Regions from separate parts of the Homo sapiens genome. Here all the other regions are linked to region 5. Evidence: chromatin loops called from intact Hi-C (ENCODE). Cell type or tissue: heart left ventricle. All regions are shown on one strand.

What was found. Peaks named below come from ENCODE experiments on the same cell type or tissue, not always from the same donor. Only the 100,000 strongest peaks of a DNase experiment are listed, where the experiment ranks them.
Region 1: it touches region 5 in a loop (2.8-fold over the local background); 30 of 110 quality-filtered maps call a loop at or near these places.
Region 2: a loop joins it to region 5, with 2.5 times the contacts of the local background. A loop is called at or near these places in 6 of 110 quality-filtered maps.
Region 3: a loop joins it to region 5, with 2.8 times the contacts of the local background. A loop is called at or near these places in 21 of 110 quality-filtered maps.
Region 4: it touches region 5 in a loop (8-fold over the local background); 42 of 110 quality-filtered maps call a loop at or near these places.
Region 6: it touches region 5 in a loop (3-fold over the local background); 31 of 110 quality-filtered maps call a loop at or near these places.
Region 7: a loop joins it to region 5, with 12 times the contacts of the local background. A loop is called at or near these places in 53 of 110 quality-filtered maps.

Annotation. Positions count from the first base shown.
Region 1 is chr5:55,440,741-55,444,740 of GRCh38, forward strand. It overlaps PLPP1 (phospholipid phosphatase 1), which reads right to left. Exons shown (of 6, transcript NM_003711.4): 4 at 1,111-1,168. Among named protein-coding and RNA genes, the nearest start is that of MIR5687, 66 kb to the right of the region's middle. RefSeq lists an enhancer at 715-1,253. In heart left ventricle, no CTCF peak of the experiment used is centred here; no DNase peak of the experiment used is centred here; H3K27ac peaks cover 1,251 bases.
Region 2 is chr5:55,635,094-55,639,093 of GRCh38, forward strand. It overlaps SLC38A9 (solute carrier family 38 member 9), which reads right to left. Exons shown (of 16, transcript NM_173514.4): 13 at 451-564. Among named protein-coding and RNA genes, the nearest start is that of SLC38A9, 75 kb to the right of the region's middle. In heart left ventricle, no CTCF peak of the experiment used is centred here; no DNase peak of the experiment used is centred here; H3K27ac peaks cover 2,300 bases.
Region 3 is chr5:55,405,006-55,409,005 of GRCh38, forward strand. It overlaps MTREX (Mtr4 exosome RNA helicase), which reads left to right. Exons shown (of 27, transcript NM_015360.5): 22 at 420-583. LOC124900977 (a long non-coding RNA gene) reads left to right here and starts at 26. Exons shown (of 2, transcript XR_007058772.1): 1 at 26-69; 2 at 217-379. In heart left ventricle, a CTCF peak has its summit at 2,260 (motif pointing right); no DNase peak of the experiment used is centred here.
Region 4 is chr5:55,689,576-55,693,575 of GRCh38, forward strand. All of the region lies in intron 3 of SLC38A9 (solute carrier family 38 member 9), which reads right to left. Among named protein-coding and RNA genes, the nearest start is that of SLC38A9, 21 kb to the right of the region's middle. In heart left ventricle, a CTCF peak has its summit at 2,440 (motif pointing left); no DNase peak of the experiment used is centred here; H3K4me3 peaks cover 419 bases; H3K27ac peaks cover 752 bases.
Region 5 is chr5:55,531,984-55,535,983 of GRCh38, forward strand. PLPP1 (phospholipid phosphatase 1) reads right to left here and starts at 2,981. Exons shown (of 6, transcript NM_003711.4): 1 at 2,589-2,981. The coding sequence starts at 2,646. It also overlaps the pseudogene RNF138P1. RefSeq lists a silencer at 2,564-3,203 and an enhancer at 3,434-3,503. In heart left ventricle, a CTCF peak has its summit at 2,458; DNase peaks (open chromatin) are centred at 2,858 and 3,088; H3K4me3 peaks cover 3,821 bases; H3K27ac peaks cover 3,219 bases.
Region 6 is chr5:55,415,212-55,419,211 of GRCh38, forward strand. It overlaps MTREX (Mtr4 exosome RNA helicase), which reads left to right. Exons shown (of 27, transcript NM_015360.5): 25 at 759-921. Among named protein-coding and RNA genes, the nearest start is that of MIR5687, 92 kb to the right of the region's middle. In heart left ventricle, no CTCF peak of the experiment used is centred here; no DNase peak of the experiment used is centred here.
Region 7 is chr5:55,599,140-55,603,139 of GRCh38, forward strand. No RefSeq gene overlaps it. Among named protein-coding and RNA genes, the nearest start is that of PLPP1, 66 kb to the left of the region's middle. In heart left ventricle, no CTCF peak of the experiment used is centred here; DNase peaks (open chromatin) are centred at 2,112 and 2,372; H3K4me3 peaks cover 1,284 bases; H3K27ac peaks cover 4,000 bases.

The sequences.
Region 1 (4,000 bases), 91 kb before region 5:
TAAAAGCAAGATTCTAGTAAAACATTTTAAATTATCTCTGAGACTAATTCCCATTAGTTTACCCTTAATGTTACATATTGTGCATTTTAAGTCTAAGCATTAAATTATCATACGGCACTTAATGTGATCAAAGGGAAAAACACAGGAAATGACAAATTTACACAGAACACAACTGTATAAAAATCCCCTTATAAAGAAAATTAAGACAAAAATTATAGCTGATCTATTAGGGTACAGATTTTCTAACCCTCCTCTCTGTTCCCCCTAAATAATGATAATGCAGGACATATTAATACACCCAAATATATAGTGTTTTATTAATACTTTATATGTAAAGAGAACATTATAAAAAAATAAAAATCAAGTAAAATTGACCTTTAAAAATCCCTTGAATGTGTCCTGAAGCCTGGTCTTGCATTAGTTACTCTCAAAAAACTACATATTCATCTCTAGTTTGATAATGCAAAATGTGGGTGCAAATCTTCGTAAGGCCTCACTGCCAGCTTTGTATGATGCAAATGCAAATTGCTATGCTGCTGCTCTACAGGTTGGCATCAGAACTGGACCTGGAAGTTGTATAGATGACAGGCTCCAGAAGTGGCAACTGCCTTTCCCAGCAGTTGAAACCTTTCTGGTCCCTTGCAGAGCACTCTGGGAATGTTTTAGAAAATGGGAGGAAAACAAAATCTGCTCAAATAGGAACAAGGACAGCTGCCTTCACTTAACAATGATCAAAACCCAACTCCTCACCACAGCAGAGCCCAGAAGGAAAGAAGCTCTGCTGCTGTTCGCCCACACTGAGCAGATGAGGAGAGTGGCTCCCAGTTAGGGAGGAGGTTAACAAGCAACAGCAGCCTGTTGTCCCAGTCCTTCAGATTAGTTACCTGCTGTGATTACACAGAAGCTGTGTTCCAGAAAACCACTTCAGGAAACGTCCCAAAGTAAGGGCACACATCAACTACTTCTCAGTATGAAACTTACAGATTTGCAGATCATCTGTTTCACCTTTTGCTACTGGCTAATTTATTAGGACAGGTGAGGACACTGATGCTGAGCACATTAATTCCATGCAGCACATAACCTAACCGTCAACAGACACAAAGTACTTACTGCCACAAACAGCATGCAGTACATGGAAAACGAAGAGTGGCCTGAATAGAAGGACAACCTGGAAGAAAAAGAAGACAAATGTTACTTTTCTCTCTTAGGAGCCAAAAGTATTGTTGATTTCATAAATCTGCTCCTTAGTTTCAGAGTGTACACAACTGCCTCCCTCTACTTTGAGAAATTAGAAGGGTACGGCAGGGGGACAATTAGGACATGAACATTAAAGAGTGCAAGAAGGATCTGAGGTCAGATCTCTATACAGTATCATTTTATTGAAACCTTCAGGATGGGTAATGTGTCATGAAAATAAACTTGCCAAGCAATTCTAAGATGTCAGAAGAATGATACTTGACAAGTCATAACTGGCACAAATTGCCTTGACTTTATTACATACACACTTATGTGACCATGATTTAAGTTTTATTTTCCACTTGCAGGATTAGTCCCTGAATAATGTCATACCTCCTTGGGAACACTCAGAAGTTGATTGCTTTTTTCCATCCATATTAATATTTTAGTATTTTGGCCCAGCGCAGTGGCTCAGTCCTGTAATCCCAGCACTTCAGGAGGCCAAGGCGGGCGGATCACGAGGTCAGGAGATCGAGACCATCCTGGCCAACATGGTGAAACCCCATCTCTACTAAAAACACAAAAATTAGCCGGGCGTGGTGGCGTGTGCCTGTAGTCCCAGCTACTCGGGAGGCTGAGGCAGAAGAATTGCTTGAACCTGGGAGGCAGAGGCTGCAGTGGGCCGAGATCGCACCACTGCACTCCAGCCTGGGTGACAGAGGGAGACGCCATCTCAAAAAAAAAAAAATTTGGTGTTTTAAATGGGCACACATCTTGCCTTACATTTCCCACCAAATTCAGTGCTTTTGTTTCTTTCAATATTAGAGTCTATAAACATCTAAGTATCATCTTCCCCACCTAAAAATGACAGAATGCTTACAAAACTTAATTTTGTGGCACTTCTGAGAAAAGAAAAATAGAGCTAACATTAAAGATCTAAGATTTGCTTATACAGAATGAGCCACTGATGCAGAAGAGGCAAGCACATCAGGCACAGTGAAAGTATGCCACGAAAAGATGCTCATGCAAATAACTAGAATGCATCTCCCAACCACTTTTCCCTACGTAAGAATAAGAACAAAAACAAGAGGGACCGGCTCTTAAGTAATTTACTTATTACACTCTGCCTTGTTCAAAAGGAATTTAAGGGAGACGTTGGTTCCCTGAATTCAGACAGGAGAGAAACCTCCTCACACACATACTGGAAAGTCACGTGTGTATGTTTGGCAGCTGCCAGTGGGTGGGAAAGAAAGGATTACTTAAAAAAAAAAAAAAAATATATATATATATATATATACACACACACACACACACACACATATATATGATTCTACCAAGAATTTTGATTGTCTTTTTGTAATCAGATACATGCCTAAGAAAGAGAATTCTGTAAATTCCTGTGCCAACCAGGAATTATGTAATTAAACCCAATAATTATTCTGGGTTTAGTCTACGTAAAGGAAGAAAAATAAATCACTTTTTAACCTTGCTATTTGACCACACAGAATGGATCAATACGAATAGTAATTTTAAATCAGATAATTAGAGCACAGCTCTGCATATTTTATAGTTTCAATGTTTTATTGAAGAGCCTACAAGTTAATAAAAGCCAATTTCAAGGATTGTCAAAGCCCACCAAGCCAACATATCCATAATCACAGAAATATTCTCAAAGCCAAGCAAGTGAGGTCTCACTAAATCCTTTACACTGTGCTATAAAATCATGAACTGCAAACTAATTTAGGTAATAGTTTTAAACAGCTCTGAATCAGCCATAGAATGATTTCATTTGTTGGTTTCCATTTTTTACACTGAATACAAAAACAGATATTTTATTCAGTATAGAATTTGTGAAGAAGTCTGGCTATGACTTTGACAGACAGGGATTAAAAACAAAGGGGTAATTCTATTCAATCTCAGTGTCTATGTCTTTATCCATAGTAATTTAACAAACAGATCATAATATGGTCTTTTATTTCTATTAAGCAAACAGAATAAAGCACAAAACAATGGAAATTCAAAGCATTCATATTCCATATAAATCTAACTCTTTATCGGAGTCTTTAGTAGATACAGCTCTTAAGGATATCTTATTATGACCAGAATTCACAAATAGACTAAATATCTGTATGGGTGGTTTAATAAATCCCAAGGAGTAGCCCAAATGCTTTTTTTTTTTTTTTGAGACAGAGTCTCACTGTATTGCCCAGACTGGAGTGCAGTGGTGCAATCTTGGCTCACTGCAACCTCCGCCTCCCGGGTTCAAGCGATTCTCCTGCCTCAGCCTCCCTAATAGCAGGGATTACAGGCTTGCACCACTGTGCCAGCTAATGTTTGTATTTTTAGTAGAGACGAGGTTTCGCCACATTGGCCATGCTGGTCTGGAACTCCTGACCTCATGTGATCCGTCGCCCTCGGCCTCCCAAAGTGCTAGGATTACAAGCGTGAGCCACCGCGCCCGGCCCCAAATGCAGTTTGTTTTCATCATAGTGACTTCACTGAAATGTTTAAGACTATGGCCCTGGCCTAAGAACCCTGCCCTTAGACTTTAACCAATTCTAGATTTTAACCAATCCTAGACTATCATCTCACTTCATTATAGCCTCTCTGATGAAGGCAAGTACAGTACAGTAACAATGTGAGCCAGCTTTCCAACCAAATCTTACGAAAATCTTCTCAGGAAGAAAATTTACGGAGAGAAAAATGTATTTTGAAATGCTGCTGTTTTCACTGACTCTGAGGGGTGGTCTACTGAACAATAAGCCAGCTTCAATTATTAAGTAAACTGATTTTGACTACATAAATCACTATGAATGGGATTCTA
Region 2 (4,000 bases), 100 kb after region 5:
TAATCATTAGAGTCTGATAAACAAAGACTCTAGTTTATCCAGGGCATTCCTGATACAGGCTTTTAAAAATAGGGAGTTCCTTCAATGTATTCTCTGTGGTTTTATAACTACATGAGAACTACTTGTACCAGTTCCCCACAAAAAGAGAAATATATGTACATAATAGTAGACATTTATTTGAGTACCACAAGGTGCCTGGCATGTAGTACATTATCTCAGAGTCCATCTAAAAATCAAATGGGGGTACTTATTATACTATTTAATGGAAAAGAAAAATAAAGCTCAGAAAGAAAAGGGAAGGTGCCTAAATTCCCATACTTGGAGTAGATAGCAGAGATGGTATTAAAACCCAGGCCTATCTGATGTTATATCTTGCCACTGTATCACCCTACCTACTATAAATACATGAAAGTGTACACAATCACACAGAGAGGGTACACGGTGCCTTACCTGCTCAATACAATCTTTGGATAATGGTGGTGAAGGAAATGAAGCAAAAACCAGGACTCCAATATAGAGATAAGTTAATGTCACCAGCATATAAGCAATGCACAAGTCCCTCACCTGTAAATACAGAACAAAAGTCCCATAATACTGAAGAACCTTGTAGTAAGTCTACCTTAATAGGCTAAGGAGACTAACAAATAAATATAAAATTTGTCTTTTTACCTTGTACATGTGTGTATATACTTCTAGATATTCAATTTGTTCACAGAAAGTAGTTAAAACAAAATCCACACACTTTACAATTAGTCTGGCAATTTTTTTTAAAAAAGTACTCTGAAGTATGTAGACTAAGCTACCTGTTGGCAGACTTAGAAGTTAACATAGTGGTTTAACATGACTGAAATTCTGACTTAATTTCAAAAGATAATTTAGTTGCCAAATTACAAAATATTTAACTACAATAATAAAGCTAAGGGACAACAAGAAAGTAAGCATAGCCACTTCAGTATGGTCTGCAACATTTTAAAAATTCGTCCTTTGGTAAATTAACTTATATTATTAAAACATGCCTAGACCACAGCAGAGCAGAACATACTAAAATATATTTAATAAAGAAAGAAAGCTAGTTAAAGAACAGACAACAAGCAGTATTAAAGACAAGCTTAATAAATCTAAACAGTAAACAAAAGGAAATCAAAAGGCAGCTGTTCAAACAGCTGCACAATGTTACTGGAATCAGCAAACAAATGCAGAACATTAAATAAAGCGGACTGCTTTCTTCTATTGCGGTTCCCACCCTCCCAACCTCCCATATCCATGCAAAGTAAAAAGCTCCAAGATATTTAATGTAGCCAGCTGTCAGATCCAAACAGAACAGATTCCCCAGCTCAAAAATCTGGTCTTCATCACCACTGAAGTTATGGCCAAACAATTCAGCACAATTAAATTATGGCAACAAGCCTATTCATTTTTCATTTTAAACAAAAATTACTCTGAAAGCTAAGGAAACAAATTAGAAAAAAATAAACTTAAAAACATTTGATAGCACAATAAAAAAACTGGACATTTGGTATTAGGGAACATTTCTGACTTTTTGGATTACTTTCTTCCTTAAATGGGCTAGCTAACGTAGTAGAGTTTTATAAACTTGAATGTTGACAAATTCAGTTAAAAAGCAAGTAACAAGTTATGAGAAATCTTAAGGTCAGGTCTAAATTGACAATCAGCTTGAAAGTAAGTTAAGGGTTTTAAACCCTAAATTAGATGGTGGATAAGCCCATGGAGCTAAAGGCTTATGCAGATTGGTTCCAGCCCTCTCAAAATGCGTCTAATTGCTTAGGAATGAGGAAGAGGATGACCGGGCACAGTTTCAAAATCATTCCTCTTTAGTTCATGAAGCTCTAGGTCTGACGGGAGGCCAGAGTTCAGTCACCCCTAGGGTTGCCTCATGATCTTGTGTGGGATGAACAGCAATGAACCAGGCCAAATCTACTTTTTTGTCAAAAGTAGTAGTTTCCCATTATGATGGCTGAAAGTCATTCTACACTCAACCTACTCAATGCCACTCAAGAACAGAGGTAGCCTTGTAAAAAAATCTTGGGAGGCAAAGCAGCTGGGCCTGAGACAGCTCTCTGTAAAGTGGGACAGCCACCATCCCATAGACAGTTTTCAGCTTATCTACTACCTGATCACCACGTTATTTTGGTCTGACATCTTGCAAAGAAGTGTACCATAGCATACCTAGGGGGAAATCTGATTAAGATGCAAAGGCTATGGTGCACAGCTTCCAACAAGACTTTTCCCTTCCGCTTCTCTGTTCTCACGGCACTATATACTTATCTCAAATTCAGCAACTATTCTACTGTATTGTGACAGTCATTAATTTTTATTATAAAAGTAAACCATGTGCATGATATAAAGAATTTCAAGTGGAAATAAAATGTCCCTTGACATCCCTAAAATAGCCAAGGTTAATAGTTCTTGCATCATGTTGGTATTTTTTCTTCAAATGTGTCTGTACCACAAGACTCTGGGATTCTGAGGAGAGAGACCACGTCTTTTTCTTCTTTGTATCCCCAATACCCAGGACCACGCCTGGTACATAGGAGGAACTTGGTAAATGTAGATAAAGAATAATAGCCACACTGGCTTTATTAAGTGCTTGTAGGTGCCAGGCTATATTGCTAAGCACATTACAAGTGTCATCTCATTTAATCCTCATTGCAACCTTATAATGTAGATACTGTCATTTTCTTCATTTTACAGATGTAAACTAAGTGCAGCAAGGTTACAAAACTCGTTTGTGGCTGCAAAGTGAGTATCTGGTGAAACCAATATTCAAATCAAGATCTTTTTAGTTCCAAATTGCAGGTCCTTAGCTACTATGATGGGGAGCTGACCAGTCTCCAGTGCAATTGTGTCATAGTTAATAAACAATAATAATAAAAAAAAAGAGAGGTAACAAGTTATGAGTAACAACTATACAACAGAACACATACAGGGATGCTTCCATTTTGAGATACTAAAATCAGAAAAGTTTTATTTCACAGTACTCCAACATACCTTAAGTAAAAGTGGCTCAGGAGCTGCATATGTGTTTTCATCTGAATACTCCAATGAACAGAAATTATGCTTTTATTATAAAAGCAGCTGAGGTTTAGCATGACACTGGGAAACATGCCACTTATGAACAGTATACACATATGTGGGCTTTGCTATTCTCTGGCTCAAACACAAGCCATTAGGCCTAAAGATATAGCCTATTTAATGGAATAGCCTTGAAAGCCCATTTAATGGAACAGGATAGAAAAAAGCTATTATTTAGAAAACGAGGCTCAAAGTAAAAAATATATTTAAAAAGAGACACAAGCGACAATATAAGCTGGTAATTATGTCAAGAAGCCTATACATTAATAAGGTAACTGACTCTGTCTTGTGAATAAGAAATGGCTGGCAGGGTTGACGGTAGAAAACTAAAGACAGGTAGAATGCCAAGTCAGAATGAAAACTGGATCTACAACAGGCCCAGAAGTAGGTTTGGGAACACATTCTGTTTGTCAGACATGGTTTATTATTTGTTCCACGTACCGTTCATAGTGAAAATACTATTCAGTGGAGCATTTACTAACAAAAATGACAGAAACTGACCACACAGACTGACCCCAAACATTTACATAACTTCTCCTGGTATATAGCCAAGTAAACCACAGATTCATATGAAGAAGGAAAAAGTAAATAACAAATCACAATATGAGGTATTTCAAATCGTTTTAAAGAACAAAGCAGGGTAATACAACTAAACACAGACAAAACAAAACCAAACAAAAGAAGCACTTAGAGGTTCTGATTCAAATACAATGAGGAAATATCAAGAGGTCAATCCACACAACCAGGAGGGTTATAGGGACTACATATTCTGGTGATAAACTAGTTGGATGGTCTTCAGCTCCCTAATCCCCTTTTTTTGGTAAGATACGACAAAAGAATAGAAATGATGGCCAGGCGCGGTGGTTCACGCCTGTAATCCCAACACTTTGGGAGGCCGAGGCGGGCG
Region 3 (4,000 bases), 130 kb before region 5:
AGTTTCACCATGTTGGCCAGGAACCTCGTGATCCACCCACCTCAGCCTCCCAAAGTGCTGGGATTACAGGTGTGAGCCATTGCGCCCGGCCTCTGTTCTCTGTCTCAAGCTTTTTACACTTTCTAACATCTGCTTGCTCTGCCTCAAATTTTTCAAATGGACATTTTGTATTTTCCATGTACTTAATATTTTAGGTAGTATTTAATAACTTTACAGATACATCATTACTCTTGTGTAATGTTCCGGGAATGTATCTAAGAAGCTCCAGTTTCCCCAGTCTCCCCAGCACTGAAGCTTTAACCCAGAAGTATACTGTAAGATGTTCTTTAAAAATATTTTTTGTTTGATTTCATGAATAAATCTCCTTGTACATTGTTCACTTTATTATTGAACTTTCTTTATACTTTCATGTGCTTTAGATTGCAATAGATATTAAATCTGCAAAGCGAGAACTGAAGAAAGCAAGAACAGTCCTACAAATGGATGAACTCAAATGTCGCAAACGTGTTTTAAGAAGGTTGGGATTTGCTACTTCTTCTGATGTAATAGAGATGAAAGGACGAGTGGCTTGTGAGATAAGCAGGTAAAATCTGGTTATTGTTCTAGAAAGTTCATTTTTTTTTTCATTTTTAATTTTAATTTTTGTTTATTTTTTTTGAGATGGAGTCTCACTGTTGCCCAGGCTGGAGTGCACTGGCGCAATCTCAGCTCACTGCAACTCCGCCTCGCAGTTTTAAGTGATTTTAAAAATAACCATTATCTTTAGGAAAAAAGAGCTTTCTTAAAAATATAAAGTTTGTACAATATCTTCCACACTAAATACAGTTTTGAACCATGAAATTGAGAAATTAGAAAAATCTTAGATCTCAGTAATTAACACAAGCGCTCCTAGCATTTGTATGTATTTCCTTTGACTTTTTTTAATGCCTTGTGGGATTTTTACATAATCTTAGCTTATATATAATTTTGTATACTTTTTAAAAATTATTAACATTTTCCCACCTTGAAACTTAGCCTAGTAACCATTATCTTGTTACGTGCATAGCAAATTGTAATGAGATTTTGGGCTAATAATAGGATTTTACAACAGAACTTATTATAAGCCACAGATTAAAACTGGTTATATTATTTTCTGTTTCAGTAATCTTTTGTCACAAATGACCTCAAAACTAAATTATTTACAACATCAACAGTGACTTTATCCTCTTATTGTTTTTATGGGTCAGAAATTCAGGAAGAGCTCATTTGGATGGTTCTGGCTCTGTCCCCCAGGATTGCCGTCAGACAGGTGGTTAAGCTGAAACAGTAGGAGTCCGGAGCGGCTGGGGAATGTTAGGACCTCTCTCTCTCTGTTAGAGCTTCTCCATGTGGTCTCTCCATGTGGGCTGGTTTGGGCTTCTTCACAGTATGGCAGCAGCCTCAGGATGCTTACATGGTAGCTGAAGGCTCCAGTGTGAGTCTTCTAGCTGGCTAAGGTTGCCTTTTCTGACCTAGCTTTACCTTTTGTAACCTAGCTTTGTTATCATACACCATCATTTCCACCACATTCTCTTGATTACAGGTGAGTCATAAACCCTCCTGGATTCAAGTGGGGGATAATTAGATTCCAACTCTTGATGGGGAAGTGGCTATTGTTCAGTATGGCTTTCTGTGATAATTGGATTGTTCTGTGTCTACACTGTTCAGTATAGTAGCCACTATTTAGCATTTGATGTGTGCTTAGACAAAGGAACTGAATTTTATAATTTATATCATTTTAATTGAAATTGAAATTTCCACGTATGCACATGGCAGTCTTTATAGATCAGTGCAATTCTAGAAGAATGTGGTATAGGAGATGCTGTTGTGGCCATCTTTAGAAAATACAATTTATGATACTGTTCTAAAAAATGTGTTCGTTATTTCCCACCACGAGGAATGTCTCCTGCCTTAGGAGCCAGCTTGCCTCTGTCCTCCTTAACTGGAAAGTCATAAACTGGTAGCTCAAGCAATATCCAGTCTGAAGATATATCTTGTTTTGTCCATATAGTGATGATCATAATTCTCAGTGAATATATAAAAGACACTTTTGAAACAGTTTTTTATGTACTCAGCATGGCCAGGATGGACAGGACTAGAGAATTACAGGCCTTGTAAATGATTTCAGACTTTCTTGGTAAAAATGTAATTATATCGTTCATCTGTCCAGATGTTACAGACTCAGATGTCTTCATAGAACCAGGAGACTGTGGTGAACAGGACAACTCTTAGCCACCAAAAGGGGGCAGTGACTACCCAGCCCTAGTTAGTTGTTATCACAGGATAATGTGCTATTGGATTTTAATTAATAACATATCCAGGATTAAATCTAAACTGCAGTACTGGTCTACTGATTTATATGCTAATGTTATTGGGATTATTTCCTTCTAATAATTACCTGTTTTACAATTAATATAGAAATTAATTTCCTTTAGATATCTACAACTAGATTTTGTGTTGAAAGAATGGAAATTGATTTTATTCCAAGATACATTTTTCATTTATAGTAATAACAATATTATATCAAAGTTTGTTAACTTTCCCCCAAATTTGCAAAAACTGGGGCATCATCCTAGACTCCTTCTCTCACCCATTTTGCCTTTTTAAACATTGCCACTGGCTAATGTGTATCCCTCATTATTTTTGGCCTCAATTACTGCAGTTGCCCTCCTGATTATTCGTTGCCTCCCTTCTTGAGTTTTCAAAACCCAAAGCACAAATCTGGTATGTCGTTCCTCTTTCCTTCTTGAGATGGGATTTTGCTCTGTTGCCCAGGCTGGGGTGCAGTGGTGCAATCTCGGCTCACCGCAGCCTCAACTTGCCAGGCTCAAGTGATCTTCCTGCCTCAGTCTCCCAAGAACCTGGGACTGTAAGTGTGTGCCATCAAGCCTGGCTAATTTCTTTTTTAAGTTTCTGTAGAGATAGGGTCTTGCTATGTTGCCCAGGCTGGTCTTGAACTCCTGTAATTAAGCAGTCCGCCCACCTTACCACCCAAATTGCTGGGATTACAGGTGTGAGCCACTTCACCCAGCACCCAGCCCCTTTGTGCCATTCTATTTGGTAAAAGTCCCTCAGTGATTCCTTATTGCTTTTAGAATAGATTCCATAATTTAGTATATTGTTACTCTCCCTCTCCAGCAGTCTGTTGCCACACCCCACACATGCTTTTCCTTTTGCTTCATATGACCTTTCACCCCCACCCCATATCCTGCGATTCTTGCATATTTTTGCAAAGAACTTCGAAACTTGCTCTGAACTTCTTCAATCTGGTTTTAGGCTCCTCACCTTTTTTTCCTCATAACACTTGTATAAATCAATTATTAGAGCACTCTGTTAAACCACTGTTCTGTGATTATCACCTTACTTGTCTGCCCCCAATGTTAGACTGTAGCTTCTTGAAATAGTCTTTCCTCGTTTGTATTGTTGCACTCTTTGCTTGACTTAACTCTTAAGCTTAACACTAGAGACCCAAATTTAGTTTTTGACTTTTATTTATAAATATTTTAACTGTTAGTAAAGATTATAATAGTTCATGGCTTTATTCTTTTTTAAAGACTTTGCAAAAAATAAAGGCAAAGTTTACTTTTTTAATAATACAGTACAGTTATTGTATGGGTCAATTGAACCCTGATTATAGAAGTCTAGAAACATCATCTTTGTAGTGTTTCTTTTTTAGCTTGAATTGAACACAGTTGCAAATTCAGAATTTTTCATTTTCCACCCAAGAAGAAAAATAAGTGAAGATATTTTGCAGTTATTACTCAAATCAGAAGATAAACACAAAGGGACAAAAAGCACTGTAGTCAAAGTGATAATGGTGAGATTGATTATATAAGCAAAGTCTCAGACCCTAAGTAAATTCTCAGACATAATAACTAGTGCATGAACAATATTTTTATTTATTTATTTATTTATTTATTTATTTATTTATTTATTTATTTATTTTGAGACAAGGTCTAGCTCTGTCACCCAGGCTGGAATG
Region 4 (4,000 bases), 160 kb after region 5:
CTTGGATGTGTTACAATATTGAGCAGACAGAGAACAATGCTAGCCCAACCCTTCATATTATTTCCTCCAAAAAACCCACACTTTTGATTTGGCCCTAACGAGTACCAGTCAAACCCAACGAGGCTCCCTCTTTCTTCAGGCTTCTCTAATACAGTCCCCAACTTACAGCAGTTCAACTTATGATTTTTTGACTTTATGATGGTTTTATCTGGGTATTAAATGCATTTTCAACTTAGGATATTTTTGGCTTATGATGGGTTTATCAGGAACACCCCAAAATAAGTGGAGAAGCATCATAATAATAATGAGACAGGAAGAAAAGATGATAAAGCAAAACTAGCTTCCAGGCAAGTAAACAAATAGTAAAATCAATTAGAACAGATTGATCTAGGAAAGAAAGAAGCCACTCAGGCAAGCAATTATGGATACAAAAGGGCAATTAAGCAAACAAAACTATTTGAAAAGAGAGGAAGAAAGAAAAATATATAAGGACAATGAATTTGTAAGAATAAAAGGATTCTAATGGGACTAGAAATAAGATCCCAGTCTAACAAAGTTTGTATTTAGATTTTTTTTGCTTTTGTAGAAATTTGCTAAGTTTTGCATATATCTCGCTATGTTGCCCAGGCTGGTCTCAAACTCCCGGCCTCAAGCAATACACCTCCCTCAGCCTCCCAAAGTGCTGGGATTACAGGTGTAAGCCACTGTGCCTTGCCTGTATTTAGATTTAAGGCATCTCTGACTCTAAGGCCAGGATTTGCTAAACACTCTTCAAGTGTTTAGCAAAAAGACAGTTCCTTTGAGGAAAAGTAACAGTGGAAAGTTGGAGAGAAGAGAGGGAGGCCCAAGTGTGAGAGAATGGAAGGGAAAGAGGATGGAGAAGGGTATAAAAGTAATACAATTAGCAAGTTGGCCATCCGCACTAGCCACTGATTAATGACCAAGGTCCTAGTCCATCTGTTTAACACTGATGTCAAGTTCCTCAAAATATAATTTATACAACTCTGGAAACCACCCCTCCTGGGAAAACTACTTTTCTGTCTTTTGTTGAACATCTGTATAATCCCAGCTATGAAACCATCAAGCCTCAATTACTTCCAATCACTGTCACTGGGCCAGGATCTATCTACTGTTACCTATTAATAGATAAACTCTTCACTTTGCCTTAGTAAATATCATTGTACTAGATTCCCCAAAGGAACTTTTTGTAAAGTGCTAAGAGGACAATCTGAGATGTGGAGTTAGAGATGTCTTAAATCTAAATATAAACTTGTTAGACTGCGACCTTATTTACAATCCCATCAGAATCCTTTTATTCTCTCAAATTCTTTGTCCTTATATATTTTTCCTTCTTCCTCTCTCCTAAGACCTTAAGTACCAAAAAGAGTCAACTTAGGCTGCTCTATAGTGACAGTATTAGTGACAGGTAAAACAGAAAGACCAATTTACAGATGTGCACGCTAGAGGACATTATAAAAAAGAGTGCCACAGCATACCTAGGTTGTTTGAAGGGCAGTAGGAATGCTGCCTGTACCCCACTTGGCTTATCAGAGCACCTGAAATGTTCTCAGTTAGAAAAATCTTGAAACTTTTGGTTAGGACTTCATATTTACCGGATTCTCCATGTTAAAATGCAAATAGCCATGGAAATGTAATAGACTAAGTCTCTGACATATCCAATTGTTTTCCATTATAATACCAAGCTGACAACAGAGCCCTGGAGGGAATAGGACAGATAAGTACTGGTGAATAAGGGGCAGAAGAAAAATATGGTTTACAAAGAATTGCCTAAGGGGTTAAGTCTGAGTGAATTCCTGCCCTGGGTAATACTGGGCATACAGAGAAGGATATGAAATCCCTAGGCCCTGGGGAAAATGGAAGAAGAGGAAACAGAGATAGAGAAAGACTGAAAAACAAGAGAAGCTCAAAAACAAATTAACTATTTCACAATCTGTTTGTAGGCTAGCTGGATGGGCAACTTCCCCAGGGCATAGTCCGAGAATAGCAGCAATCCTGAATATGCAGCAACATCAAGCAATACTGAAAATCAGGTTCTATCTTTGGCTACCAGAAAGTCTGAGAAAAACAGGAAAGTAACCTCTTAGACTGGTACTTGCTAATGGAATGTAGCACATATATCAAGATAGGAGACTTCTAAACCTTTCTGTCCCTCCACTCACATTCCTTATTCCACCCCCAAATCAGGGGGAAAACTGGTGGGGGAGGGGTATGCAGAATAAAAAGTAGGCCTGCATAGTTTGAAAAAGCCCCCCAAATGACTTGACATATATTATTCCCCTATAACAACAAGCTCCTTCCTCCACCTAAGTTTAGTTAGACCCCAGTTCCACTAAAAGGATAAGCGAACCATCATACTTTCAGTCCAAAGCAGTTATTAAAATTATGTGATTTTTATTGCCACCTAGTGGAAGAGATAGAAAACCACAAGCTAAACTGAGGATAAGTAATCTAAATATATACTTGACATACTCTGACAGCCAAAGACAGTTTCTCAAAGTATGGTAATATGTAAGATGATTGTAAGTAGCACAAGAATAAATGCTATTTAAACTAGTTGGTATTTAATGCAATGCGTATTAGAAAAAAAGCATAAACAACACTTCAAATCCATCGTTTTACAAAGCTGGGTTGAGGCTAAATTAACCCTAATTTTAAAAAGTAAATAGATTTTTGAAGAAACATTCACTTATATTATACAGGTACTATTGAAGATATTGCCAAAGTCATAAGGTAACTCTAAAATGACTACAGTTTTGGAAATAGTTGTCCTAATCTGGTTCTTCAAATGGAAGATAATTTTCCCACAGTGTAGATGAGTTTTATTTATATATGTAATGTGAAGTAATCCATATTTTAACAGAAATAACAATGTTTGAAGGTACTTACATTTTTTCTCATTAAATAGTTTGTTTTCCTAAACAAATTATTCCACAAGCAAATTAGCATTTAGTACTGCTAAGTCTCTATATTTGCCTTTCTTAAAACATGCTTACCTAGGTAGTTATGCCATGATTGTAAATAGCTGATTCCCTCTCATTTCAACAAGTTTCATTATAGAAAATATATTGCCATTTAATCTACGCAGTTAAACAAATTTACAGAGAACTGTTTGAACTCCTGCCAACTTACTGTAATGGAATGCACTTTAATGACTTACATTCTGTTGTCACAGTGGTCAATTATTTATCACAGAATTTAGAATTTTCAAGAAAACCCTGAGCATTCAAGTCAGCATTCATTAGTGCTTATATTTACTGACATTGGATTATATAAGTAAGAATCAAAAGTCTTATTTCATTATCTTTTCTGATGGCCACTATAAATGACAATGATAAATTTCTCATGTGATAAATTTCACATTTCCACCTCTAGTTTTAAGAAAGACTAAAAACTTAAGTATGTGCGAATGAAAATAGGATTATCAAGATTAGCTTAAACCAACCATCTTTCATCTCTTGGATGAAGACCCATTGTGACTCAAAAAAATAAGGATTCTGTTGACATTAAGGAATAGGTAGGGTTGCTGATTAATTGTTGGGTGTCTACCTAACAGTATCTGCCACACCATCCCGCCTAAAGCACTCAGTTTCCCTCTGAGGGGGCAACCATCTTACAGTTTCCTATTTACTACCCAAAACTTCATTTATACATATTATATTTATTTATTTTTACCCAAATGGTGGCATACTATACACACTGCTCTGTACTTCAATTTTTCACTTAACAAAATAAGTTGAAGACTTGTTCCATTTTGATATGTAATAAAGCCACCTCCTTTTTAAGAGGAAAAAATATTCCATTGTATAAATGTGCCACAACTTATTTATCCAATCCTGTAAGAAATTTTGATTGCTTTTAATCTTTACTACTATAAAAAATACTGCATTACACAACCTTGTACACATACAATTTTTGACAATGTGAATTAATGCTTAGAAGTGAAATTACTGATCCATATAAACTTTGGAATAGGCTGCTG
Region 5 (4,000 bases):
GTTGTAAATAGATTAAATGCCTTTTCCTAAAACAAGTCCTCAAAGCTTTCTCCAAAACCACCAAAAACACAATTTTATCTTATTGACAGCTATTGTACTCCTGCAACTGTCAGGTCAATGTAGCAATGAAATTAACCTTTATAGGATAATTATGTGATGTTTGTATCATGTTAAAACTACAGGCTACAACAACCCATAATTTATAAAATTGTACTGCATGTCAGTTCCTCCATTATATGTGATTTTTTTTTTAATTGCAGATCTACCATATGGCTTTGTGTTTAATACCATTAGCTTCAGCTACCTCAGAGCAGTATTATGTTTCAGCCATTCTAATCACTGTTTGGCCCATAGAAAAAAATTTATGTTGTTTTACAAATTGATCGAACTCCCACAGTAGGAAAAGACAAAGATGATATGTAATTCTGATAGTGCACAATATGTGGCAATGATAGGATAATATTCAATATATTAGAAATATATTTTTTTCTGATCGAACATTTTCCTCTCCTTTCACTAAAATATAAACAAAGTTTAACAAAGTTCCAATGACATCAAGTATAAGTTAAAATATATTTTTTAATGTAACATTTCTATGAAAGGTAATTTTTTGTTGCAAATAAATTTGAATATATTTAATTATTAATAAGTCCCGACATCTGAAAGGACTGTGTTTTTATAAAGACAGTGTTCAGTTGGGCGCGGTGGTTGACGCCTGTAATCCCAGCACTTTGGGAGGCCAAGGCGGGTGGATCACAAGGTCAAGAGTTCAAGGCCAGCCTGGCCAAGACGGTGAAACCCCGTCTCTACTAAAAATACGAAAGTTAGCCGGGCATGGTGGTATGTGCTTGTAATCCCAGCTACTCAGGAGGCTGAGGCAGAGAACTGCTTGAACCCGGGAAGCGGAGGTTGCAGTGAGCCAAGATCGCGCCACTGCACTCCAGCCTGGGCGACAGAGCAAGACCGTCTCCAAAAAAAAAAAAAAAAAGACAATGTGCCAAAATTGTGTTCCACTTTCCTAAACTTAATTCCTAAAACTCACTGTGGACCTAAACAGGAAGTGTCTTGGGAAACAACAAAGATGCTTCATATTAACAGGTAACAAAATGCAGTTTTAGGGCCCAGCGCTGTGGCTCACACCTGTAATCCCAACACTTTGGGAGGCTGAGACAGGCGGATCACCTGAGGTCAGGAGTTCGAGACCAGCCTGGCCAACATGGAGAAACCCTGTCTCTACTAAAAACAGAAAAATTAGCCAGGCATGGTGGCGGTGCCTGTAATCCCAGCTACTAGAGAGGCCAAGACAGGATAATCACTTGGACCCAGGCGGCAGAGGCTGCAGTGAGCCGAGATCCCGCCACTGCACTCCAGCCTGGGTGACAGAGAGAGACTGTATCCAAAAAAAAAAAAAAAAGATAACAAAATGGAATTTTTCCTTACAACAACAACAAAACCTGGTAACAGAATTTATAAGAATTCCACAAGATTGCAAGGGCCTAAATGACCCGGTTGGAAACTGGAGAGTGGAATAACTAGGAACTACTGGATTAAAACCGAGGGAATCTCCTGTCACTGAGAAACCATTACGCAGACTTCCATCCAGGTGGCTAAAGCCACAGATCTCCCACCCTGAGAACTTGCCAATACTACTACTATTCTGATTACTTCAACATGAGTAGGACTATCCAAACCTCCAGCAGCTCTTGCTTTGTTTTTGTTTATTCCATCATATATAAATAGTTCACAGCATAACTGCCTTATACAATACATAAAAAGTGAAAACTACTCCTTCCAACGCCCATCCCTTATCCAAATGATTCCAGTTCTTTCTCTTCAAAAGAAAGGAGTAACTGGCAACCAGAAGCCTCATAACTGAACTCTTCCAATCAGGAAGACAATGCGAAATCTGCTGCAGCCAAAGAATGTCTACTGCTCCTTGAGACACTGTCACAAGAGATGGAAAGCTACACCATGGCAAGGTCTGGGCAGACAAGGAAACAGGTCTGGGGTACCGCATCCTCCCCCACCCCCAAAACTTCTTTAGACCTATACGCAAAAACTTGGCGTGCTCATCCCTACTTGCAACCTGACAATTTACAACCTGGCACACCTTCTAATTAGGAACTAGTTCTAGCCTTTTATAGCCGAAATATTAAACTGCTTCTCACGATAAATCAGGCACTGGCGCCTGCTACTGAGAATCCCCTGTGCATCAAACCTCCAGTTTCACTACTGAGATGGGCCAGTGACCAGGCTCCTCTACCGTACAGAGGGGAGGAGCCCACCCTGCTCTGCTAGAGTGGAACTGCAAACAGAGGACAGGAGCAAGGTATGGAGCGCAGAGGCGTGAACAGCGTCCAAGCAGGGCTGGGCTCATCGCACCGGCGGGCGACAGACAGCGGCGGGCACGCGGGAGCCGGGGTGCAGGCTGCAAAGCGGGGTCCCTCGGCTGCAGAAGCCGCCCCCGTGTGTCGCCCCACAGCTGCGCACGCGTCAGGCAACACACCCCCGCTGCCCGTCGCGGCTCTGCGCTAAAGCCCTCCCGGGACAGCCGCACACGCCCCTCGGACCCGGCGGCGCGTACGTACCCAGCAACACGCAGAGCACATCGAGGGCCACGTACGGCAGCCGCGTCTTGTCAAACATGGTCTCTGCCCGGGCTGCCCGGCAAGGGCGATGGACTGAGCTGCGGGACGGCGGCCGAGGCCCTTGATTCTCGAGCCCGGGCCGGGGCTGGCGACGGCCCCGAGCTACGGCCCCTCCCAGCCGGAGGAGGAGAGCAGCCGAGGGCGGGCTGAGACCGGGCGGCGCTCCCACCGCCAGCAATGGCGCCCGGGGCCCTCCCCTCACAGCCCCCGCGAACACTCGGTTAGTGCCGAGGCGCTCGTGTGCCAGCCGCGGCAGCTCTGTAGCCTCAGGACCTCCTCAGCCGGCACGGCCTGCCCCGGTTGCTCCCCGTCCGGATCCCGGCGCTCTCTCCCACAGGCGGGGCGTCCAGACTCTCGCTTTAAGGATGGGGACCGGCAGGGAGGAGGAACGCGGGGTCCAGCCCCTCCCGCTGAGCAGCGCAGGACCGGGCAGCGCGCGGGTTCGCGGGCGGGGGGAGTGCAGCAGGGGCGGGGCCAGGGAAACCCCAGGCCGCGGCGGTCAGCCAATCAGCGCCGTCGGCCTCATCCCTCCCGACCTGCGGCATCCGCCCAGAAGTGCGGCTCTCGGCAGCCGGGCGGGGCGTGGGGGCGGCTCCCGTTCCGATCCAGGGGGCTTTGCTCTGGACCGCAATTGCTCAGGTGGTCTCCGAACTCGGCCTCGGTACCCCCACTAGGCATTGCTGCTTTCAGAGAGCTAGGCTCCCTACCCAACGATCCTAGAGCACCGGCTGCCTGCCACTCCCCACCCCTTCCATGGGGATGAGGTAATAAACAGGTCAGATTGTTACCACTGAGTTTAAGGGGGGAAAAGAGGTCAGAGTAGGCAGGAACAGAGACGCTCTCCTTTAGTTTGGTACCTCTGAGCCCTTTCTCACTTAGGCCTCAACGTTGACCTCCCTGTGTCCTGGCTGAGCCCAAATGTTAGCAAGAAGCATGCTAAATCATCCATCCTCGATACCTGATCACCGTTGAATTCTTGATATTTAATATCGGATTAGATTCCTTATATTACACCTTTGTTGTAGAAGCCCTTGACCTGCCTTTAGCCAGAATCCCTCTACCCTTGATGTCTCCTCTTAGTAATTTTCCATCCACCGTCACCTCCCTCACAGACACGGTGCCTGTTCCTTGGCTATAAATCCCCTGCTGTCTTTGCTGTATTCTGAGTTGAGCTCAATTTCTCTCTCCTGTTCCAATAGTCATGACCCTTATTGTAATAATCTTGAATAAATTATTCATGTGTTTGACAAGTGTCAGGATAATTTTCTTTAACAGCAGCAAGCACTCCCCCTGCCCCATACCCAGGAGGACCCTAGCCCACATTTAGTAATCTCAGTTTCCTAATATGTAAA
Region 6 (4,000 bases), 120 kb before region 5:
GGTTGAGGAAGAAAAAAGAAAAAAAAAACCTGTGGCATATTATACTTAGTACTCAGCTGACTAAATAATCTATATACCAAACCCCTGAGTCACAAGTTTACCTAGATAAGAAACCTGTACATGAACCCCTGAGCCTAAAATAAAAGTTAAAATATTTTTAAAATAATAATTCAAAAAATTCTGATTAAAATTAAAAGGCCAGTTCAGTGGAACATGTAACATGCCTTAAAATCACTAAGAAATTTAAATTTCTAGAACCAGCAAAGTCTTCATAGGCCTAGGAGTTTTTGGCCTTTTAGATTGCCAAGTAAAGAAGAATGAAGTTTCTCAACTTAGAGGAAAACAATATGAAGATATGTACATTTTTAAGCATTGTTGTGGAAAAATGTATTTTGCTCTAGGATTTGTATTTCTCTAAATCTGTTTTGTAATGAAATAATTAGAGATTAGTTAAATGCTGCTCTTGAATAATTTTAATGAAGAGTTCTGTTTCTTTGTTGAAAAGGTATCACTGGCTGAAAAGCATGCTCTTGATACATTTTTCTTAGTTAACTACCTCAACATAATGGGAAAGATTGGCCGTTTAATCACTTAGCAATGGAACAGGCACTGTGCCTACTTAGGAGCAGAATGTCCACATTGCAGACATAATACCTAGGAAGAAAAAGGGACCTCCTGGAATACTGGCTTGGAAACCTAAAGAATAAAGTGATATGGGAGATCATAAGTAAGGAATTTTAACTCTTTTATCTTTAAAGGAATGTGCTAAAAGAATTGCAAAAGTTTCAGCAGAAGCCAAATTGGAAATTGATGAGGAAACTTATCTAAGCTCATTTAAACCTCACTTAATGGATGTAGTATATACCTGGGCAACTGGAGCTACATTTGCCCATATCTGCAAAATGACAGATGTCTTTGAAGGTATGGTTAAATTTTACACATATATATTTACAGTATAAGAAATACAGTTAGGATGGTATTGTTTTAATTAAACAAGTATAATATGTATTTTTAATATTTGGTAACTAAATGAAATCTTCTCCCTATTATATAGATTAAAAAATATTCTCCACAAATTCTTTGTATTATTTAATAAGCATAGTCTGTTCATTAGAAAGTCCTTTAGAAACTATTTTAAACTGTATAATTCTGTGCAGTTGTAATTCTATGAGTTTCTACAGTCACAAGCAGATGACCCTAAGAAGTCATATTTATGTGGGTATTTTTCCTTTTCACTTTTGTTCTCCTGGTGAGCTATATAATTCCACTAAAAATAGCAGAGCTGAAAATGATCAGTCATTGCATATGTAATTGACTTGGCTTTAGTCAGACTGTTATTGCAGCATGAATCAGATTAAATTTAATGAGCAGGATTTTAAGAGACTGAAGAATAATTGTTACTCAACTGAAGAGAAATTTTAAATGAAAAAATTAAGGCAAAAGAAATATAAGGAATAAGTGAATAATAAGAAGCAAAAAAATAAGTAGACTGTTTAAACGAAACCATATTTTAAAATGCTGCATTCAGTAGGAAAAGATTGGTTTGTGTGTTTATAAATGGCCAGTTGTATTTACTGAATGAGATAATTTACATTGAACTTTCCTAAAAATGAAAATAAATGAGTTTGTTCTGTATAGAGATTATAATAAGAACTGCTACTATTGCTTATAGGTTTAGTTTGAGAAAAATTACATGTTTAACATGCCAAATATTATAGGCCTTTCAACTGATATTATTAAAGAAGTAATAGATTACTGATTTTATGAATCAGTTATTTTTATGATGCATAGGTTAAACTTCTCTGCAACAGAATATTAAAAACTTAAACTGAGGGCCTTTACTACATTGAACTTTATGGGTTTTAAGGTTTTTAATGTTAAAGTTTATAGCACATTTTTAAATTATGGTGTTGTATCTTACATATTTTTTCTAAGGTTTATAAACTTCTCAGCCTCCTCTAAATGATCATTTAGTCAAACAGTCCCAAAGCATCCTTTGAATTCTGTATTCTGTTACTGGGAAAGTCATTGCCCAGTAAGTACTATATGCCAAACACTGTGCTAAGAGCTCTGTATAATTTACATGTAATCACCAAATAGCAATTCAGGGTAGATATTATCTCCACTTTGCACAAGGAGACTATGGTAAACAGTTTGGCCAAGGTGATGTGAGGGCACGATGATTTAAACTCTGGTCTCTGTAACTACATGTAAGTTCAGTTAAGCACCATACCACCTTATCCTTAAATTTTGGATCACCTGAAAATTTCTTAAACCCTACACTAGACTATACCATCTCCATCCACAGAAAAGTCATGCTTGGAGTAATACTAAACAGGTCTTAATCCTAGATGATGTTTAGCAACATCTCTAATTAGTTAATGGTGTTTAGCCGAGTCAGTGAGAAGAGGGATGTTGCGTACTCACTGATGAAAATTGCTTAAAACAGGAGCACAGGTTGGTGTATGACAATTGTGTTTCAGCAGCACTAGGGCGATCACATAGAGCACCACCAGTCTTCAGTCTGACATCTTTTTGGAACATAAGGATGAAACTAGTAACTGTTCAATGCCTAATAATAAGACTTGATAATACAATACTCATATTTGTATAATATCTGCTTCTCTGAAAAGTCAGAACACAATGACATAAAACAATAGTGGTACATGGCAGAGAGTAGCTTTTTTTTATTTTTTTATTTTTATTTTTATTTTTTATTTTTTTTAGAAAAGTAAAAAGCAGGCCAGGCACGGTGGCTTACGCCGGTAATCCCAACACTTTGGGAGGCCGAGGCGGGCGGATCAGGAGGTCAGGAAATCGAGACCATCCTGGCTAACACGGTGAAACCCCGTCTCTACAAAAAATACAAAAAATTAGCTGGGTGTGGTGGCAGGAGCCTGTAGTCCCAGCTACTCGGGAGGCTGAGGCAGGAGAATGGCGTGAACCTGGGAGGCAGAGCTTGCAGTGAGCTGAGATTGTGCCACTGCACTCCAGCCTGGGTGACAGAGCGAGACACCATCTCAAAAAAAAAAAAAGAAAAAAAGAAAAGTAAAAAGCAAGGGCAGTAGACCTGGCCTGTCAGATGAGTATATTTTTTTTTAAATCTAGGAATTCATATAAAATTGTCTTTATGGATTATTTTTTCTGTTCTTTCTACCTAAGTAGAAGTTATCACAGTATGGAAGATAAATCCTAAACTGCCAAATTGAAGATGGTTTGTAGCTCATACTAGATGCCACCTATGAGTTGACTTTTTCCACAGCATACCAGCATTCCTGAAGTCTGTTCTGTCCTCTTTCAGTTACTCAGGGGCTATTTCTACATCACAGTTTGCTTGAAATTTCAGTTTGAAAATTTGAGAAATCCAGTTTTTTAGCTCTAACTTGAAATTAGATCTAACATCTGCATAATTTTTATGTTTTTCTTGTGTGTGAGCCAGTAGATGAGCTTAAACCTTTCTAAAAATTGGGATATACTATGTATTCGCCCTTAAAACTATTTTTTGATTTAAGTAGCAAAAAATGAGAACCTTCATTTTCTTAGGATAGTATTTCTCTCTTTTGTTTTTACAGTGTTACATAGTGCTTCCATTTCAAGAATAGCCATTCCTTCCTCATCTCGTTATTGTATGTGGTTGTTTTTTATTTTTTGCAACAGGGTCTGGCTCTGTCACCCAGGCTGGAGTGCAGTGGCGTGATCTTGGCTCACTGCACCCTCCATCTCCCGGGCTTAAGTGATCCTTCCACCTCAGCCTCCAGAGTAGCTGGGACCACAAGCATGTACCACCATGCCCAGCTAATTTTTGTTAATTTTTGTAGAGATATGATTTTACCATGAAGCCTAGGCTGGTCTCAAACTCCTGGGCTCAAGTGATCCACCTGCTTCAGCCTCCCAAGGTGTTGAGATTACAGGCATGAGCCACTGCAGCTGGCCTACACATGTTTTATGATTGGAAAAATACTGTAATCAAAGCTGTAGCACACAGTACAGTGTGTCTGTT
Region 7 (4,000 bases), 67 kb after region 5:
CATCTGATTATCTCGTCACAATTTGATTCAGGTTAAGCATTTTGGGCAGGAATACTCGATAGGTGCGACTGCCTCTTAAGCACAGGCTATGGCCAATGCCCACTTGCCTTTCTCTTCACGGCACAGTAACCATCCCCTTCCTCTTCCCAGCCTGGCAGAAGGCAAAGCAGCAAGGATGGCTGAGGAACTTGTGCTGGGCAGACCTGGGCTCCCAGGGGACCTGGCAGGGTTGCTGCCACCAGATACCACTCTGACAACTAAACCTTGCCCTTTGGCCCCCATTTTCATTTGTTGCAAATGACCTCTCACATATACTGGGCTCTTCAAATTCTATCGTAGTCCAGTGGTGGTCATGCTTAGGGTGGATCCAAGAGAAAACAAACAAGACAGAGACTCCAAAGAAGCCATGTCTTAGAGGCTCCTCAGCCCCAAAGGCTCTAGTGTATGACCCTTCCCATGGGGACAGAGCTTCCAAACTCAAGTGGACACTTCAGGCTATTGTGCTGGGCTTCAGGAATAGGAACAGGAAGGACTAGGAGAAATCAGAACTGGAAGTCTGGTTGAGTACAGGGATTTGGCAGACATCTATGCTCTGCGTTAGCAAGGAAGTCAAGTTCTTCCTTGAAAAGGACGCATGGGTACTACAAGTTCAAAAACTCAAAATGAAAATCCAAGTCCAGAAGCCTTCATGCGTCAGAGGAGACCATTGGCCAGGAGTTCCTCTGAGGCAGGAAAAGCCTTTCCTGTTATTCTGTGCATCCCTATGGCTGAGTCCTGTGCTTGGTAGATGGGAGACATCCAATCCTTGCTTCTGAATGAATTAATGACTACAGGAACAAATAAATGGATGTGATTTCTAAATGGCCAGGTTTAGTATCCAAGACTCCTATTTAACTGGGAGGATTCAAGAGTTAGTATCTCAGAGTATAGACGGGAAGAGACAGCAAAACATAGCATTTTGAGGTACACAAGTCAGTGAACCCAGCTGAGGAATGAGTTGAACAGCAGTGAGTTGTGGCATGTATTATTATTCAGGCTCAACCTACCAGCTGCAGACTTTTCTTTGATGGTGAACTTATGGTCTCCTGGTCTTCTGTATGCAGAGACCTTTTGCTCAGCTACAGTGTAGCCAGGAACATGCCTGTCCCATCAGGCACACTGCAGCTTCCAGGAAGCCGGGAGGGGGCCACAAGAATGGCTTTTTTACTTCCCCCGCACTGCTGCACATGGTAGAAACAAAAAGTAAGATATGGACACACTCATATACTATCCAGGCTTTTCAAAAGCCATAAAGCAGCATCCAAGCCTCGCTCATTATTATCATAAAAGCTGGGTGGAAAAGTTTAAAGTAGGAATGGAGAAATTGCATGGAAAGAAAGCTCAAGAAGTTCCTAATAAAGCAGCTCGAACATAAAGGTTTGGCACATTCTTAAGACCAGGAGGATGGTCAGGGTCAGTGCTTGAGCTGTAGTCTGACTGCATTCAGCATCTGGAGTGCTGGCGGCTTCCAGCAAGATCTACTAGACTGATAAAGAGGCTCTGAAAGATCTCTTACTGGCTATGAGCACCATGCAGGGGCAAAAAAAGATGTGTCAGGTGATTTAGAAGAAAAGTATTTTTAAGTCGAGAAGAGTGCAATTGTATTACCATCTCCACATTTAGAGATGATTTAAAAAGGCACAAAGAAAGGAAGTGGGCTGTTCCTGGGCCTCCTGTAACTACAGTCCAGCCCTGCTTCCTTATATAGATTTCCTTTTGCACACATACTCTTAGTTTAGGTTTCTAAAACCAACAGTTTTTATTTATAGGTAAGAAAATCCCAATTTTTCTAAATTTTCACCAAAGATGATGCTGGCCAGCCCCTAATTTGTGTTATCACCATGCCGGGGGCCCCTCCTTCCTACCTTCCTGTCTGAGTTCCTTGAAGAAACCGGGTGAACTTCTCAGTTCAATAAACTTTTGTAAGTTTCTTTTCTTTCTTTAATTCTTTTTTTTTTTTTTTTTTTTTTGCCAACGTGTCAGTACATCTGAGCACTCCTGATCCCTGTTGGCTGCACAGACAGCTCCAGTTCTGTCCTTCCTTTACTGGGGAACTGCTGTCAGCCGGGCTGGATTAGAGCCCGGCAACGGTTCTGTTGCTAATGAATTGGCAGGGAGAACAAAACACTGCAGCTCTCCTGGAACTATTTTGTCATCTATAGTTGGAGCACATAAAACCTCGGGACTTGGAAAAGAACAAATGTCATTTGCTTATTTGCTTTAGGATGTCAGGAACCCCAGTTCACCACGCCCTGAATGTTTGTCCGATTACAGCACTCATGCAAGTGACAAAAGGTTAAAGGAAAACTCCACCCTCGCAGCATTTCTCTGTTCATTTCCCACCCTCCAGGACTGGTTGGCAGGCCCGGGGAGGGAAAATTCTTATATTTATAACCCTGGGGATAGCAGGGACAGGCTTGGCAGCTTCAAAAGGGCTGAGCAAATCTTGGAACACTGGGATTGAAAGAGCCCTGAAGGAGCAATAAGGCCAACATTCCCCTCTAAAGATGAAGAAACCAAAGCCAGAGAGGTTGCCTGGTGTTGTGGCTGAACTGTGTCTCCCCAAAATTCATATATTAAAGTCCAATATCCAGTGCCTCAGAATGTGACCTTATCTGGAGATAGGTCTTTATAGATGTAATCAAGTTAAAATGAGGTGACTGGGGTGGGCCCTAATCCAATATGACTGCTGTCTTTATAAGAAGGGGAAACTTGGCCACAGAGACATGCAGACAGAGAGAGCATCATATGAACACGAAGATGGCCATCTACAAGCCAAAGAGAGAGGCTTTTTTTTTTTTTTTGAGATGGAGTTTCACTCTTGTTGCCCAGGCTGGAGTGCAATGGCACGATCTTGGCACACTGCAACCTCCATCTCCCGGGTTCAAGCGATTCTCCTGCCTCAGCCTCCCTAGTAGCTGGGATTACAGTTGCGTGCCACCATGCCCAGATAATTTTTTGTATTTCTAGTAGAGATGGGGTTTCACTATGTTGGGCAGGCTGGTCTCGAACTCCTGACCTCAGGCAATCCACCCGCCTCAGCCTCCCAAAGTGCTGGGATTACAGGCGTGAATGGCCGCATCCAGCTCAGAGAGAGGCTTTTAAGTTGAGAAGAATGCAATTGTATAACCATCTCCTTATTTATTTATTTATTTATTTTTGAGACGGAGTCTCGCTCTGTCGCCCAGGCTGGTGTGCAGTGGTGTGATCGCAGCTCACTGCAACCTCCGCCTTTCAGGTTACAGAGATTCTTCTGCCTCAGCTTCCTAAGTAGCTGGGATTCCTAAGTATGGAAATTTTGACTCATCTTGCAGGGTCAGTTGGAAGAAACGTGACTATTAGAAAAGTCTTTTGAAAGCGGAAGAGCACACATCAATCACAGATGGAAAACCAGGGTGTAAAGCATAACAATAAATTGTCTGCTGTCACAGAAAGCCCTGGATCTGATACAGACAATCATTTTGGGTCTTAGTTGCTTGCAGTCGGAGAGGCTCATTAGAGTCTGGAGTTACTTCATACACTGAGCTGGAAATTTCAAAGGAAACTTCCAAATCCACTATGTGCTTTGCTCTTCACTGGATTTTAACTGGGTCATTTACTTTTAAAAATCAAGCTGAATTTAGCACTGGCTGAGCCAAACTTTGCCTCTATCTCTGAGCAACTCTTGCTGTTGTCAATGCGGCTCTGTGTGTGGACAGAAGAGAATATGATCCATTGTCCTACCAGATGCAAATTATGGTCCTGATTCAACAAAAAAGCATCTGTCCTCCATGTAGGGAAAATAGCAAGAGACTCTGAAGCCAGACTAATGATTTATGACATGGCACTGTGCTCTTGCAGAAATTCACATTGCAGTTTGCCATCAGCAAGCCAAAAAAAAAAAATCATTCTGAAACTGACATGATTTGCAATGTTCTGTTTTGAGGCCCCTGCTAATGATGAACTCTATCAAAAACTGCTC